2 separate regions of the Homo sapiens genome follow, and region 2 is linked to region 1. A link is a loop called in an ENCODE intact Hi-C map of the cell type or tissue named here. Cell type or tissue: PC-3. All regions are shown on one strand.

Region 1 (8,000 bases):
ACCTATAATCGCAGTACTTTGGGAGGCCAAGGTGAGAGGACTGCTTGAGCCCAGCAGTTTGAGAGCAGCCTGGGCAACACAGTGAGACCCCATCTCTACAAAAAATGAATTTAAAAAGTTAGCCCAGTGCTGTTGCACGCACCTGTAGTCTCAGCTACTTGGGAGGGTCGGTGGGGGGGAGGAGATGGAGGCTGCAGTGAGCCGTGATTGCACCAGTGCACTCCAGCCTGGGTGACAGATACAGACCCTGTCTCCAAAAAAGAAGGGAGCGCTTTCTTCTGAAAGAGCTAACTGACCCAGTTCACATCTAGTCAGAGCACTCTCAGGCTTGATCCCAAAATTACAAGGGTTTGGGAATCTTTTGAAACACTTCAGATACCACCTTAAGCAAGACACACCATGCAAAACAACCTTAAAAACATTCCCAATACAAAAGGGGAGCTGGAGATGTTCAGGATTTAAGCTCTGACAGCACCTGGCCAGGAGTGGTAAGTAGATACCAATCTGGAGGGAGACCAATGAGAAGAGATAAATTGGAGGAAGCAAATCTGGAGTCTAATTAGTTTAGCCATAAAGGGAAGGAGAAATATTAAAGAACGTGATTATATCCAGTTGAAGGTTTTTCCTCCTTCCTCCCCTACAGAAACAAATTCCTATTTATTGCTGGGTATCTGGCATATAGTAAGTGCTAAATAAACATTAGTTGATTCAACAAATGGCCAAGTTCTCTTTGCATTTCTTGCTTCTGAAAATCAGTTTGAAGCTGCCTTATATCTTTTCTGGAAAGCAGTAATAAATCGGGTTAAATCATAATCTCCACAATATGTACAACTATGCATTGAATGAGTTATTCCTAAATTAGGCAGACATGTTCAACAATAAAGTGTATCAGAAAGTGAAGGAGCTAAGATATGAATAGATAGAACCTATGAATCTTCCCAAGGAAAGCAACACAGTACGGCAGAAAGAGCGCTCGCTGGACTTGGAGTTGGACAACGTAAATTCAAATCTCAGCTCTATCTCTCAGTGGCTGTGTGGACTTGGGACCACATTATCATTCTAAATTTTATCATTTGTGAATTGGGGAATACCATCACTCTCCTCCCAGGGTTGTTGGGAAGATTAAACGGGAATTCAGCCACCAGTATGCCATTTCTGCCCCGGGTGGAAAAGATTCAAAAATAAGACACCAATTGTCAGTAATACAAAGTGGATGGATGCAGTGGTGGACACAAAGCAAACACTGAAGGGGAGACGATGTACGGGGGCAAAAGAAAGAAAAACATTAACAGCTAGGTTGTGACTTGGTGTTGGGTGTGTTTTCACAGAAGGGAGTCGCCAGTCATTCCTATAAAGCAGTCTTCTAAACCAAAGGATAAAGGTGTGGTAGGCTATCTTTTGAAGTGAGCATGTAAAATTCCTGGAAGGAAAAGTAATGAAGAGCTAACGGTTCTTGGAAAGAGGTTCTGAGAAGTGACTGGGATTTATAACAAGATACTCTTTTACGCAGAGTTGTGAAGTGGAAAGAACTAAACTGGAATACCAGCTCCAAGTATGACCTTGGGCAAGTTACTTAACCAATCTAGAGTCTCAATTGCAAAATGCAGATAATACCTCACAGGATTGCTGTAAGATTAAATAAGATAATGGATAGGAAAGCTGTTAATGCGATACAAATAACAGGTATCATTAGGAGTTACATTCTCCACCCACTTACAACATTATATGTCCATGACCTTGGGCGTGATTTCAGCTCTTTGCACCTCGGTTTCCTCATCTATAAAATGGGGAGGATGATACCATCTACCCTATAAACACTCTGAGGATCAAAGGAGACCATAGATGAGACATCAATGCCTTGAAAACCGTACAGTGCTAAACGTATAGAAACTGCCATCGTTGCTGATACATTTGATGCATGTCAAGGGCCGTGTTTATGCAGGGAAGCACGTATTTTTATGCTATACAGGTGAGGAAGCCTCTCATGCATTTATGCATCCAGGAGTGGGGCACGGGGCACAGATGCACATCTACGGATTCCGGGGGTGTGACTTGCACGCTTGAGAGGAGGACCGGAGGTCAAGCTGCTGGGCCAGGAATCAGAGGAGTGGGCGCTACAGTGGGGGTAGTGGGATGCAGGATGCATGGATGGAAAAGGCTGGGGGCACAAACACGCATGCCCAAGCCGGAAACGTTTTCGGGGGAGAGCAATGCGCATCCCCGGAATGAGGGGGGTGGGGAAGGATGCGATGTGCAAGCACGGAGGGCGGCCCGGGGGTGCGATACCGCACGCCCGGGGCCAGGACTCTTTACCTTGTCGCTGTAATCCCTCAGGACCCGCTCGATAGCCCCTGCTTCGCCGGCCCGGACGATGTAGAGGGCGCGCTCCTCATCCATGGCCGCAGGTGCGGGGGAGCCGCGGCCGCTCTGCGCGCCCAAGCCGCTGCCTCCAGGTAAACGCCTCGCGCCCCCGCTCGCTCCTTCCCAGCTTCCTTCCTTCCCTCTTTCCCTCCCTCCGTCCTGCCTCCAACCCGCCAGCCTCCGCCCGGGCCGGCCCGACGTCACCGCCCCTCAACTTTCACCCCGCGACGTCACCGCTCCCCCAGCAACCGGCGCCTCACGGCCGCCCCTGACAAGGCCCAGGACTCGGTCGAGGCCTGGCTAGCGGACCGAGGCGGAGTCAGGCCCAAGGCCCTGCTTGCTCTCCTGCCTCTCCCTCCCTCGGAGAACTGTCCAGTCTTTTAAGGGGGCTTTCACAGACTGAACCGTTCTTCTTTCCTGACCCTCCTCTATGAATCATTCTCAAAGGACTAGAGCAACCCGGCTCTTCCCCGCCCATCTATGAACCAGCCGCTAAATGGACTGCAATTCCCTGCATGCAATGGGGCTATCCCGCTCTTCCATCTAATTTACTGGCGTGCCGAATGGCATGCTGGGATTGGTAGTCATCCAGCCGGAAAGAATTCCCGCCAAGGGCATGCTGGGAACTGTGGTACCGCGAGGGCCGGAAACGGGAGTCTGGCGGCCGCCTGAGGCCAGCGGCGGGGAGACCGTTAGAGGGAGGGTCTAAGCGTCTGCTTCGGTTTTGTTCGTTATGTCGCTGACTGTCCTGCTTCAGTCTCGGCTGGCTGGGCTGGCTGGACTGGCCGACGGTCGCGGAAACTGCCATCCCTTGGTGGGAACTGTCAAGCACGGTTTAATTCCCTTTTCTCATTTAGCGGTTTCGGTCTCGGGAATTCCTTCCACCCTTATTTGCGTTCTTGTTATGTACTCAGCTACAGTAATGTGGGAAATAATTGAAGGCAGTTATCTGGATAAAAGAGGACTCGGCGATTTTCTGCCTTAATACTAATCTCTAGCATGCATCTCGTGCCACCGGGGCTCCAGACTCTCTTAGGTAATTTCCCTATATCCTCTAATTCTCCCAACACAAATTTTTGTGGAAATAAAAAGGAACCCGAATAGTTTCAGTAATTTATCCTAAGTCACACGGCCAGAGAATGGGAAAGTCGAGGTTTGAAACCAGGCCTTTCCCCCCGAAGCGGCCGCTCTACGACCTCCGGGAACTGTAATAATACCGATACAGTAGCGGTGGTGGTGATGACAAAGATTCCCATTGCCCCGGTGGTAATTACGTGTCAGGCACTCTGTTAATACTTCACCTGTGTTAGCTCAATCAATTTCATACACATTCATTCAACAAATATTTGAGAGCCTGTGCTGTGCCCAGGTGCTGTTAAATGCAGTGTGGATACAGTGGGCCCAAAGTAAAGTCCCTGCCTTCATGGAGCTTCCATTCTAGTGAGCACCCATATGAGTTATTCTCATTTTAAGATGAGGAAACTGAGTCTTGGAGAGGTTAGTTGGTTAATTTATCAAAATTGCAGATTTTTGGAAACTGAATTTGAACTCAGAGCCTGTGCTCTTTCTGCTCTCCCAAGCTTTTTTTTGATGGAAAGTGGATGAATTCTCCAAGTAATTTCAAGTTTTCCATTCCAAGCAGCCTTTACCCATAATCATCCTTGATGTCTCCCCTACCAGTCTCTCCCTCTTGAGCTGTGCTGAAGAGGAACTAGAGGGGGCAAAAGTTTATTTATCTAATGATTGAATTTCTTCTATGCTGTGGTAGATATTCTGCTAGATACTGGGAATTCGGAAATAAGAACGAACATGGGACCTGAGTTTATGGAGCTTTTGGTCTTTCTGTATATTATACTTTCCATGCAGCAAACATTTATTGAGCATATTTGAGTCAGGCATTGGGGTAGGTGCTCTGTAATAAATTAAGTCAGAAAGATTTTAATCCATCTCTCCAAAAAGCACATTTTAGTAAGGTCATGGAATAGTTAGCTAATTTTCTAAGCTAATAGTAACATCTTGCAATTGTTTTTAACAGTTTACAGAACTTTTTAATACTTCTAATCTCAATGGATCATTGGGGAAGGTATTGTTCCCACTTTATAGATAAGAAAACAGGGTCAGATGAGTTAAGTAACAAGAACTGGGACAAAAACTGAGAGCTGTTAACAAAGTATTTGGGTGCCTGCTCTGTGTCCAGTACAGAATTAAGTGCTTTGGGGGTATCCATATATTTATTTTTGGAGCAAGGGTCTCCCAGAGACGATATTAAACGAGCACAAAGTATCTTATTTCCGTAGAGATGTTTCTCTTTAGAATTCTTTTAGAAGGTCTCTGACATTTCAGACACATGTCTTTGAAATGTCTGTTTGCCAGAAATAGGCTATGTTTTTAGTCTCCAACTCTGTACTTCTAAAAAGAGATTTAAAAAATGTAAAACGAGATGAATTAATGACTTGGGAAGTTGTACTTTAGTAATTTTAATTAAATGTTCATATTCTGATTTTGTAACTCAAAGGGATCTTTGACTCTAATTCAAGTCATCTTTTGACCACTGACGAGACTCTGGTTCCAGAAAAATTAAGTGGCTTGTCCAAGGTCAATAGCAGACTCTGGGAATGGAGCCTAGACTAGCTGAGTCCTAGGTCACTACATCACTTTACCTCCTTGAATATTAGTTACGGGATACTTTCAGGGACTAGAGACTCTAGTCCTGTTCTGACTTCACTTCCTGGTGATGCTTGAGTGGCATGATAGCAAGGAATTAATATTTAGAGCCTTGGTAATCAAAGCAACAAATATTTTTTCACAAGTCGTTGCTCTTACAAACAGTAATATAGTAATCCTATATATATCTATGGATAGAGATTTTAAATTCTTAAAATATCTCCACATAGATTATTTGATTTAATCCTTACTATAGCTGAAATTGCAAGATCAATAAGAGGCACTATTTTCTTTTTTACAGAGAAAAGGGAAGTTCAGAGTATTGATTAGCTGGCTCATAAGCAAGGAAGTTTGCTAATAAGTGGTATAGTTAAGGGCTAGAAGCACCCTGGGCTCTGATAACATAAAATATTATGGACTTTCAGGTTAGGGCCAATGAAAAAGCCTGCAAATAGATACTAGTCATTTATTTTGGACTTTGATATATCCTGCTGTGGCATTTCCTCTTGCCATGACAATGGGCTAGTTGGAATGTGCCAAACTGAAGGTCTTTAATGAGTACCTGGTGCTAACAGCTTTTAAAATTCAACTGTTATAATATTTTGAATACATTTTCTTTAGAAGAAAGCAGAATTTAAAGCCTTGGCAGTTTGGTCTATTGGCTACAGCTCCAGAACTGGAGTTCAGAGAATTCCACTAATTCAAGATATGACTTGTCACTCAGCAACCACCACCTCACTATGTGAGGCCACTCACTCAGCCTTTCTTGAGGTTTAGAAATTTAGAACTGAAATAATAGCTGGATTGTCCCACAGTGTCCTTAGCTGTTAAACTAAGGGATTGATCCAGATATTATTTCAGTTCTAAATTTTTCAGTTCTAAAATTTTGTGATTCTCGGAAAAACAAAACCACCTTTAAATATGCTAATTCTTTAGAAAAACCTATTATGAAGAGTGGGGATGTGAAAATCAATATGTGCAAATCAAATATCAATATGATATATGCAAATCATTCCTTGGGCATACCTCCAAAGATTCTGATTCAGTTGATCTGTGGTGAAATCTGGATACTGGTAGTTTTAAAAGCTTCTCAGTTGATTTGAATAAGCAGCTAGTATTGAGAACCACTGGATCAATATTTTGATAGAGTATCTACCACTGAACTGGTTTTTTGATAGACCCCCAAACTCATGTGCATGTAACTCATTAGTCTTTGAGAAATAACCTGACAATATGAAAGTTATTTTTTTGGCCGGGCACGGTGGCTCATGCCTGTAATCCCAGCACTTTAGAAGGCCAAGGCGGGTGGATCACCTGAGGTCAGAAGTTCAAGACCAGCCTGACCAACATGGAGAAACCCCATCTCTACTAAAAAAAATACAAAATTAGCTGAGTTTGGTGGTGCATGCCTATATCCCAGCTACTTGGGAGGCTGAGGCAGGAGAATAGCTTGAACCTGGGAGGCGGAGGTTGCAGTGAGCCGAGATCGTATCATTGCACTCCAGCCTGGGCAACAAGAGCGAAACTCCGTCTCAAAAAAAAAACAGAAAGGAAGTTATTTTTATTTCATTTTTTACCAAGAATGCAGTCTCAGCCGGGTGCGGTGGCTCATGCCTGTAATCCGAGCACTTCAGGAGGCCAAGGCAGGCCGATCTCTTGAAGTCAGGAGTTTGAGACCAGCCTGGCCAACATGGTGAATCCCCATCTCTACTAAAAATACAAAAATTAGCTGGGCGTGGTGGTGCATGCCTGTAACCCCAGCTACTTGGGAGGCTGAGGCAGGAGAATCTCTTGAACCTGGAAGGCAGAAGTCGCAGTGAGCCAAGATTGTGCCATTGCTCTTCAGCCAAGGTGACAGAACGAGACTCTGTCTCGGAAAAGAAAAAAAAAGAATGCAGTCTCCCTTTGATAGCAAAGTTACTTAACATAGTTTGATCTTTTAACACATATGTAGTGCTCACTGGAGCACAGCATTGTCTTAGATACCATAAAAATTTTTTAAATTTTTCTTATATCCTTTGGGGATATAAGAAACAACCAAACAATAAAGTAATCTTTTTTACTGATAGGAAAAAACAAATTGAACATAGTACTGTGTAAATCAAAGCAAGATAAACATTAATGGGAAGGATAGTAGTCAGAGTAGCCTTCTTGAAGGAGGTGATCTGTAAAGAGGGATGGTGGAGAGAGCATAGAGGGCTCCAAAACGGGGAAATGCTGTAAGAAAAGGTCAGGAGGCCAAAATTAATGAGACTCTTGTTGAGAAATGACACCAACTTGGTTGAACTTGAAAGCCAGCAATGGCGATTTCTTAGAGGTCAGTTTGGTCAGTGGGAAAGGAAAAGTTAAGTATGAGAGATGTTTCATAATCAATGACGACTCTGTAACCAGCCAGTCCAACTTCGACTTACAACATGTTGCATTCCTGAAAACGTTACCTTACAATGCTGTAGGACATAAAATTAAATAGAATTGGGAGACAGGAAGGGAGAGTCTGTTGCTGACTGTCTTCAGATCTTTATGCACATTATTTTATCTCTATCTCATAAAATTAGAGTCGGACTAGATGACTTCAAAGGTTTTTTTTCCAACTCTTAAAAATTTACTTGATTCAGCCTTTCAGCACCTTTATGAGGTTCCTCAGTAATATTCACTGTATTCTGATTGCTTAAATTGAGTCCATGCCGTTAGTCCTAGGCAGATGTCCCTCTAGTTGTTTAATATTGATTGACTACCCACAGTGGGACTCTTAGATTAAGCACACAAAATGGGCTCTGCCCTTTAGGAGTTTTTATTTACCCAAGAGCAGGAATGTGGGTCAGACCTATTTGCATCTCGCTGACTTGGAATCCCATCCAAACACCTCTTGGGAAAACCCAGCGCTTTGGGTGGCAATGTTGTAATGTGGTGAAAGAACCCGGACTGAGAATCGGAAAACCTGGTTTTTAGCCCTGACTCACTGTGTGAGTCTCAGA
Region 2 (8,000 bases), 390 kb after region 1:
TTTGTTCTTTTTTTTTTTTTTGCAAACAAGTTCTCAGGATGCAAGACCTTTTTCTATAGTTTTAGCAGTCTTTTTTTTTAACCTCCAATTTGATATGGAAACATTTATCAAATGGATACTAGAAATAAGCTCCACTATTTAAAAATTACACGATTTCATTAAAACACTAAGCCTTTCATGGATTAAAAGATAGCAATCCTAAAAAAAATTACCAGTTCTAATTTTTAAACAAACAAAACTAGATTATTCTTAGCTCAAGCACACTGAGTTGCATTTACTTTGATGGTGATGGCACATATGTAAAATCATCTACACTTTCTCTTTGGTCTGCAAGTAGCCAGTCACAAATATTAGAACAGAATTCCTTTCTTTGGTGTTTAAATAATACAGGTTAATTTTCCCTAATCTGAAAATCCAAAATGCTCCAAAATATGAAACTTAAAAAAAAACTGGGGGGGGAGAGAGTTTTTCTGCTTGTTTTTTTGTTTTGCTTTTTTTTTTTTTTCAGAGACAGAGTCTTACTCTGTTGCCCAGGCTGGAGTACAGTGGTGCAATCTCAACTCAGTGCAACCTCTGCCTCCCGGATTCAAGTGATTCTCTTGCCTCGGCCTCCCAAGTAGCTGGGACTACAGGCATCTGCCACCATGCCCAGCTAATATTTTGTATTTAGTACAGATGGGGTTTTGCCATGTTGGCCAGGCTGGTCTCAAATTCCTGGCTGCAAGTGATCCACCCACCTCAGTCTCCCAAAGTGCTGGGATTACAGGTGTAAGTCACCACGCCTGGCCAAAGCCACCGCGCCCAGCCAACTTTTTTAAGAGACAGGGTCTCACTATGTTGCCCAGACCGGGGTGCAGAGGCCATTCACAGTTGCAACTGCAGTGCATACTATAGCCTCAAATTCTTGGGCTCAAGCAATCTTCCTACCTTACCCTCTAAAGTAGCTGGCACTATAGGCACAGGCGACCATGACCAGCTTTCAGAATCTGAAACCTTCTGAGTACAGACATGACACTCAGAGGAAATACTCATTAGAGCATTTCAGATTTTGGATTTCTGGATTTGAGATGCTCAACCATAAGGATAAGGACAATGCCAATATTCCAAAATTAAAAAAAAAAAACCTGAAATCCTAAACACTGCTGGTCCCAAGCATTTCAGATAAGGGATGCTCAACCTGTAACGAAAAAGTCTTTCCTCATTTGACGTATGGATTGCCACTTCAAGTTGTCTTGATGCTGAATCTAAGTGGTGATTTCATAACTGCATAAAATTCTCAAATGTCCTAACAGGGATCTAAACAGACTGCTTAGGCCTTCCAAATATTTCTAAGCTATGAAGCAAAGATATGCCAAGCACATGGTAAATGACACCATATGTGCAAAAAGCATGATTACTGCCAAAGCTTTGCTCTAAAAGGACTAAACTCTTCCTATATCAAGTCACTAAATACAGGGGCGATAACTCAGTCAAGTTATCATCAAAGCACACCAGCTGCAAAGACCGAACTGACTTTATGACTATTTAGCCTTCAGTAGTCACAGCTACAAATAAATGACATATTGCTATGGAAACGACAGCAAAATGCTCAACTATTTTACTTTAAAGACATAATTTAGACATCTGAAAACTGGCTTTATATGGACCTCTTTGTACTCCAGATATCTGAAATCATTTTTTCTAATAAGTCAAAAGTAAATCCTACATAATAAACTTATGAAAAAATAGCAGAGATAATACATTTCAGCAGGTCCCCTACACTCTAGCAATCAGCAATACCATTGAACAAAAATAAGGGGAGATGCACTATAAAAAGTGGCATGAGGTCTTTTTAGATATCTACAAAGCGTGACTTTTAAAGACAAAAAGAATACTAATGAGCAAAAGAGACTGATACACACACTAATGGTGACAGGTTGAAATATATTGTGTGAAGGCAGGAAAGGAAATAACTTCTTAAAATATCTAATATTCAGAAATCTCTAATGTTTCTTTAAAGTAGACCAAAATCAATCTATTATTACTCACAGTAGTCCCAGCAGGTAATAAGAGAACTGTGATAGCCCTCTCTAACTTTGTAACTGTTTCTCTTTAAAGAAGATAAATTTCAGCCAGGCACATTGGCTCACGCCTGTAATCCCAGCACTTTGGGAGGCTAAGGTGGGCAGATCACCAGGTCAGGAGATCAAGACCATCCTGGCCAACATGGAGAAACCCCGTCTCTACTAAAGATACAAAAATTAGCTGGGCGTGGTGGTGCATGCCTGTAATCCCAGCTACTTGGGAGGCTGAGGCAGAAGAATCGCTTGAACCAGGGAGTTGGAGGTTGCAGTGGGCTGAGATCGCGCCACTGCACTCTAGCCTGGTGACAGAGCAAGACTCCATCTCAAAAAAAAAAAAGATAAATTTCCATATAAGTTAGTTTCCAGGAAACACTGCCCAGCACCCTTGAAATTTGATTCTCTTTTCCACAAAAACTTTCAAACTACAGATGCCATCATAAGTGCAGGCAGCATACTTGGGAATACAAAATGTAAAGTGGGGAAGATTCATGGGCAGGAGAACCTTTGTAGTGATCCAAGTCCATAAATAAGGCTGATCTATGTCTTAAAAGCTTTCTCCATCATATTCAGACTCAGCATGGAATCTGGAAACCCTGCTGTTCCTGTCACTTTCAGCCAATTGTTGGTTATAATCAACAACCATCAAGTCCTAATGACTGTCAAGGTCTGTGTTAGGGCCACACAACACTCAAAGAGAAATGATGTGTCTTTTCTGGTATCCCCATTTGTTTTCCCGGGTTTCTGACCATAAAGACAACTAAGGAAAGAAAAAGGGCACTCCCCTTCCAGGACTTTTCAAAAAATACATGATCCTGTTTGCTCTTCACAGCAACTCTCTTAAAATTCTCACCTTAATAGATGAGTTATTCAAGACTTAAAGAGACTGGAAAATATGCCCAAGGTCACATAACTAATAAGTGCAGATGCTGGGATTCAACCTAAATCTGTCTGATTCTAAGATATCCAATACTCTATGCTGCCTCCCAGATGGAAAAGTCTAAATAGTGGTTATCAAACAAATTCCCATCAATTTATTAAAACATACCTATTGTGGGAGACCAATAAAAGTGACCATTTATGACCAAAATATTTAGCTCATTTATCCAAACTAAAAATTTTAAAATATTTACTGATTAGAATGTAGTGGATACGTTTCAGGAAAATAATTGGCAACATGCACCAAGTTTAAAAAAAAAGAAATTCCACTCTCAGGAATAAAGTCTTACAAAACAATCAGCAATGTGCACAAACAGGTATGTATAACAGTCATCCTAGGGTTGTGTTTAAGAGTAAAGCCTTGGGGAAAAAAATGACGCCTAAATGCCCCACTAGAGGAAAGTGGTTAAGTAAATTCCACCACAAGTATGCAACTTCTACACAACAGTCACTAAAAATAATGATGCAGATTCATAACAGGGAAAGCTATTCATAATGCACTGTTAAGTGAAAAAAATAAAAATGTATGTGTATATCACAAAAGCACAGGAAAACTGTCTGGAAAAATATATCCAAAAATGTAGATATACTTTTAAGTGGCTTTCTAAATTTAAATAATGCAAGGAATGTTTTTATAATCAGAAAGGGAGAAGTCTGAAACCACAACTACTGGTTACATAAATATGCATATTGTTAATTTACAGCCCTATTCTAAAAAGGATTTAAGTCAGCTGTGTGTATGTAAGCATATGCGTGTATAGATGTACAATATAAACATTAAACAAACTTGACAGAAGAAACTTTTTTCTTTTTTTTTTTGAGACAGAGTCTTGCTCTGTTGCCCAGGCTGCAGTGCAGTGGTGTGATCTTGGCTCACTGCATGCTCCGGCTTCCAGGTTCACGCCATTCTCCTGCCTCAGCCTCCTGAGTAGCTGGGACTACAGGCACCTGCCACCATGCCCAGCTAATTTTTTGTATTTTTAGTAAAGACGGGGTTTCACCGTGTTAGCCAGGGTGGTCTCCATCTCCTGACCTCGTGATCCGCCCACCTCGGCCTCCCAAAGTGCTGGGATTACAGGTGTGAGCCACCACGCCCAGCAAAACTGTCTTATTAAACTCATCACCGGGCCAAAAAACAGTACTTAATGTTTTCTGATTTTAATGTATGCATGAGTCTAGTCATGCATTTTCCATGAGTGATAGAAGATTATATGCATTATAATTAATTTATAATTTCTGGTAGAAAGAAAGAGTACTATGCATCTTCAAGTGTCTATAAAACTTTCTAAAAAAAAAAGTCCTTTGGATGCATGGGAACATACTGCCCTCTGCTGGAGATGTAATTCTACACCATTAGATAAAGTTTTCTTTTTTTTTTTTTTTGAGACGGAGTCTCCCTCTGTCACCCAGGCTGGAGTGCAGTGGTGCGATTTCGCCTCACTGCAACCTCTGCCTCCTGGGTTCAAGCAGTTCTCCTGCCTGAGCCTCCCAAGTAGCTGGGGCAGGCGTGAGCCACCATGCCCGGCTAGTTTTTGTATTTTTAGCAGAGATGGCTTCTCACCATGTTAGCCAGGCTGGTCTCAAACTCCTGACCTCAAGTGATCCACCCACCTTGGCCTCCCAAAGCGATGGGATTATAGGCATGAGCCACCGCGCCCAGCCCCGTTAGATAAAATTTTCTTTATTCATCAGTATGTACATAAAACACTGCATTGGGCACTGTGGGATCCCTACAAGAAAAGTCAAAATTACTTTTGTGCTTAAAAAATGCAAACCGTAAAGAAAGAAAAGAAAAAGTATATTTAAGAATTCTTCCTGGGCCCTCTGATATCATGGTACTGCTACTAAGACTATCATCATCATCATCCTGAAAAGAAAATGGCTCCATCTCATTTATAGAACTCAAAAGCACATTAGGCTACAATAAACAGTTTAAAATTTCCTAAAAGTTTCTTCACACAATTGCATTTAGAACATGGATGCTTCCTGAGTTAAAGAACCTGACTTGTCAATGTCCATTCAATACTTATGAATACTCTTACCAATACTCTCTCCCTAAATCCCAATCACCAGACTGATTTGAGGGCTACTTTCCTCCCTGACTCCTATACTCTGTCACCTGATTACAACTTTAACAGTAAAGACTCATTCCCTTCTTTCTTACTCCTCTGAGGCTTATACCCAAAATGCTTTTCCGTTTCAACGAACTTAGTTCAGCCTCAGAGGATCTCTTCCTTTGTTTTTTTTCTAATTTTGACTCAAAAATTATTTCCACTATCATAACTATTGAAACTGAATAAATACTATAAATTTCTAAAATTATCTGAAGCATCCAGTATCTCCTCAAATAATCTGAGCTCTTCATTTCAACTAAACTGGTTATCAAGATTCATTTTATACCTATATACAATCGGTTATCATTATCCAAGGTAGTTATGTTCTATAAAGTTGCTGAATTATACCAAATACTGAATAGTGAATACTGAACCATTGCTCCAGGAAAAATATAGGGCTAGGTTCCTGTGAGCCTATGGTCACAACATTTTCCTCAACTAATCAATACAGAACGTTATTTTCTGTGTGTTTCTTTTAAAAGATATTTAAGGCCAGGCGCTGTGGCTTACACCTAATCCCAGCACTTTGGGAGGCCAAGGCGGGAGGATCACACGGTCAAGAGTTCGAGACCAGCCTAGCCAACATGGTGAAACCCCATCTCTACCAAAAATACAAAAATTAGCTGGGCGTGGTGGAGGGCGCCTGAAATCGCAGCTACTTGGGAGGCTGAGGCAGGAGAATAGCTTGAAACTGGACGGGAAGTTGCATTAAGCTGAGATCACGCCATTCCACTCCAGCCTGGGTGAAAGAGCGAAACGCCATCTCAAAAAAAAAAAAAAAGACATTTAATATATATCGATTAGTTAACTTTGAAGTTAGCCAACAGCACTATAACTCATGCCTGAACAAAGCTTATCAAGCTTATCTAACACATATTTTCTCCAGAAGGCACATCACAGCCTGTTTGCCCTTTGGAACACCTCGACAGCACTTTAGCATTATACTAGGGGGCCATCTTATACTGCAATCAACAAAGCACAAAAATACAAAAAATACGGCACTAAATAGACTGCAAAACAGACACTCGATTACAGCATGAGGGCTGAAACAAGAAGGCAGAGTGTTGCCTTGTTCAATCTCAGCTGGGAATATGTGCGCTGGGTGATTCTAAGTTTTTACCACTCTGTGTCAGTGCATATCTGTGAATAACCACAAAAGCACCACAAGTATTGATTTTGGGGTTATGTATAAATTTTAGCAAGTAAGTGAATTCACAAATAAGGAATTTGCAAATACTGAGGATCAACTAACTGTATCACATAATGCCAACTATTTTTTTATTTTGCTTGATAACTAATACGACAATTTAACTGTTCACTGAATGTGTATAGTATTTACATCTTAGAACAGGTTAAATGGGCTGCTATGTAACTACAGGTACATATCATTTTTATCATGCTTTGCTTTATTGGGCTTTGTAGATATTGTGTTTTTTCCAAATTTAAGGTTTGTCCCTGCTTCCAGATTGACCCTGCTTCAGGCAAATCTATTGGTGTCATTTTTCCAAGAGCATGTGCTTACTTCATGTCTCTGTGTCACACTTTGGTAATTCTTGCAATATTTCAAACTTTTTCACTGTTATGGGGACCTGTGATCAATGATCTTTTTTTTTTTCTCTCTCTTTTTTTTTTTTGAGATGGAGTCTCACTCTGTTGCCTAGGCTGGAGTGCAGTGGTGCAATCTCGGCTCACCGCAACCTCCACCTCCCGGGTTCAAGCGATTCTTCTGCCTCAGCCTCCCAAGTAGCTGAGATTACAGATGTGCGCCACCACACCCGGCTAATTTTTGTATTTTTAGTACAGATGGGATTTCACCATGTTGGTCAGGCTGGTCTCGAACTCCTGACCTCAAATGATCCCTGCCTCAGCCTCCCAAAGTGCTGGGATTATAGGCGTGAGCTATTGCGCCCGGCCAATCAGTGTTCTTTGACGTTACTATTTTAACTGTTTTGGGGTGCCACAAACCGTGCTCGTAAGAGATGAAAAATTTAATCTATAAATGTGTGTGTTGTGACAGCTCCACCAACTAGCTATTCCCCCATCTGTCTCCCTTCTCCTTGAGCCTCCTTATTCCTTGAGACACAACAATAGTGAAATTAGGTCAATTAATAACCCAAGAATGGCTTCTTAAGTGTGCAAGTAAAAAAAAGGGTTGCATGTCTGTCACCGTAAATCAAAAGCTAGAAATGATTAAGCTTAGAAAGGAAGGCGTGTCAAAAGCTGAGACAGGCCAAAAGCTAGGCCTCCTGCACCAAGTTGTGCACACAAAGGAAAAGTTCTTGAAGGAAATCACAAGTGCTATTCCAGTGAACATATACATGATAAGAAAGTGAAACAGGCTTATTGCTGATATGGAGATGGTTTTAGTGGTCTGGATAGAAGAGCAAACCAGCCACAACAACATTCCCTTAAGTCAAAGCATAATCCAGAGTAAGGGCCTAACTCTCTTCAATTCTACGAAGGCTGAGAGAGGTGAGGAAGAGGCAGAAGAAAAGTTGGAAACTAGCAGAGGTTGGTTCATGAGATTTATGGAAAGAAGCCATCTCCATAACATAAAAGTGCAAGGTGAAGCAACAAGTGCTGATGGAGAAGCTGCAGCAAGTTTTTCAGAAGATCTGGCTAAGATCACTGATGAAGGTGTCTATACTAAACAACCGATTTTCAATGTAGATGCAACAGCCTTCTATTGAAAGAACATGCCATCTAGGACTTTGACAGCTGGAGAAGTCAATGCCTGGCTTCAAAGCTTCAAAGGACAGGCTGATTTTCTTGTGAGGGTCTAGAAAAAGTTCAAGTCAGTGCTCATTTAACATTCCGAAAATCGTAAGGCCCTTAAGAATTATGCTATATCTACTCTGCATGTGCCCTACCAATGAAACAACAAAGT

What was found. Peaks named below come from ENCODE experiments on the same cell type or tissue, not always from the same donor. Only the 100,000 strongest peaks of a DNase experiment are listed, where the experiment ranks them.
Region 2: a loop joins it to region 1, with 3 times the contacts of the local background. A loop is called at or near these places in 3 of 110 quality-filtered maps.

What each region holds. Positions count from the first base shown.
Region 1 is chr12:106,769,143-106,777,142 of GRCh38, reverse strand. It overlaps RIC8B (RIC8 guanine nucleotide exchange factor B), which reads right to left and starts at 2,461. Exons shown (of 10, transcript NM_001330145.2): 1 at 2,314-2,461. The coding sequence starts at 2,397. LOC100287944 (a long non-coding RNA gene) reads left to right here and starts at 2,312. Exons shown (of 4, transcript NR_040246.1): 1 at 2,312-2,453. RefSeq lists enhancers at 1,941-1,990, 2,761-3,312 and a silencer at 2,321-2,550. In PC-3, a CTCF peak has its summit at 3,156; DNase peaks (open chromatin) are centred at 2,572 and 2,892; H3K4me3 peaks cover 2,810 bases; H3K27ac peaks cover 807 bases; H3K27me3 peaks cover 567 bases.
Region 2 is chr12:106,382,725-106,390,724 of GRCh38, reverse strand. The region is part of intron 9 of POLR3B (RNA polymerase III subunit B); the gene reads right to left. Among named protein-coding and RNA genes, the nearest start is that of POLR3B, 29 kb to the right of the region's middle. In PC-3, a CTCF peak has its summit at 4,318 (motif pointing left); no DNase peak of the experiment used is centred here.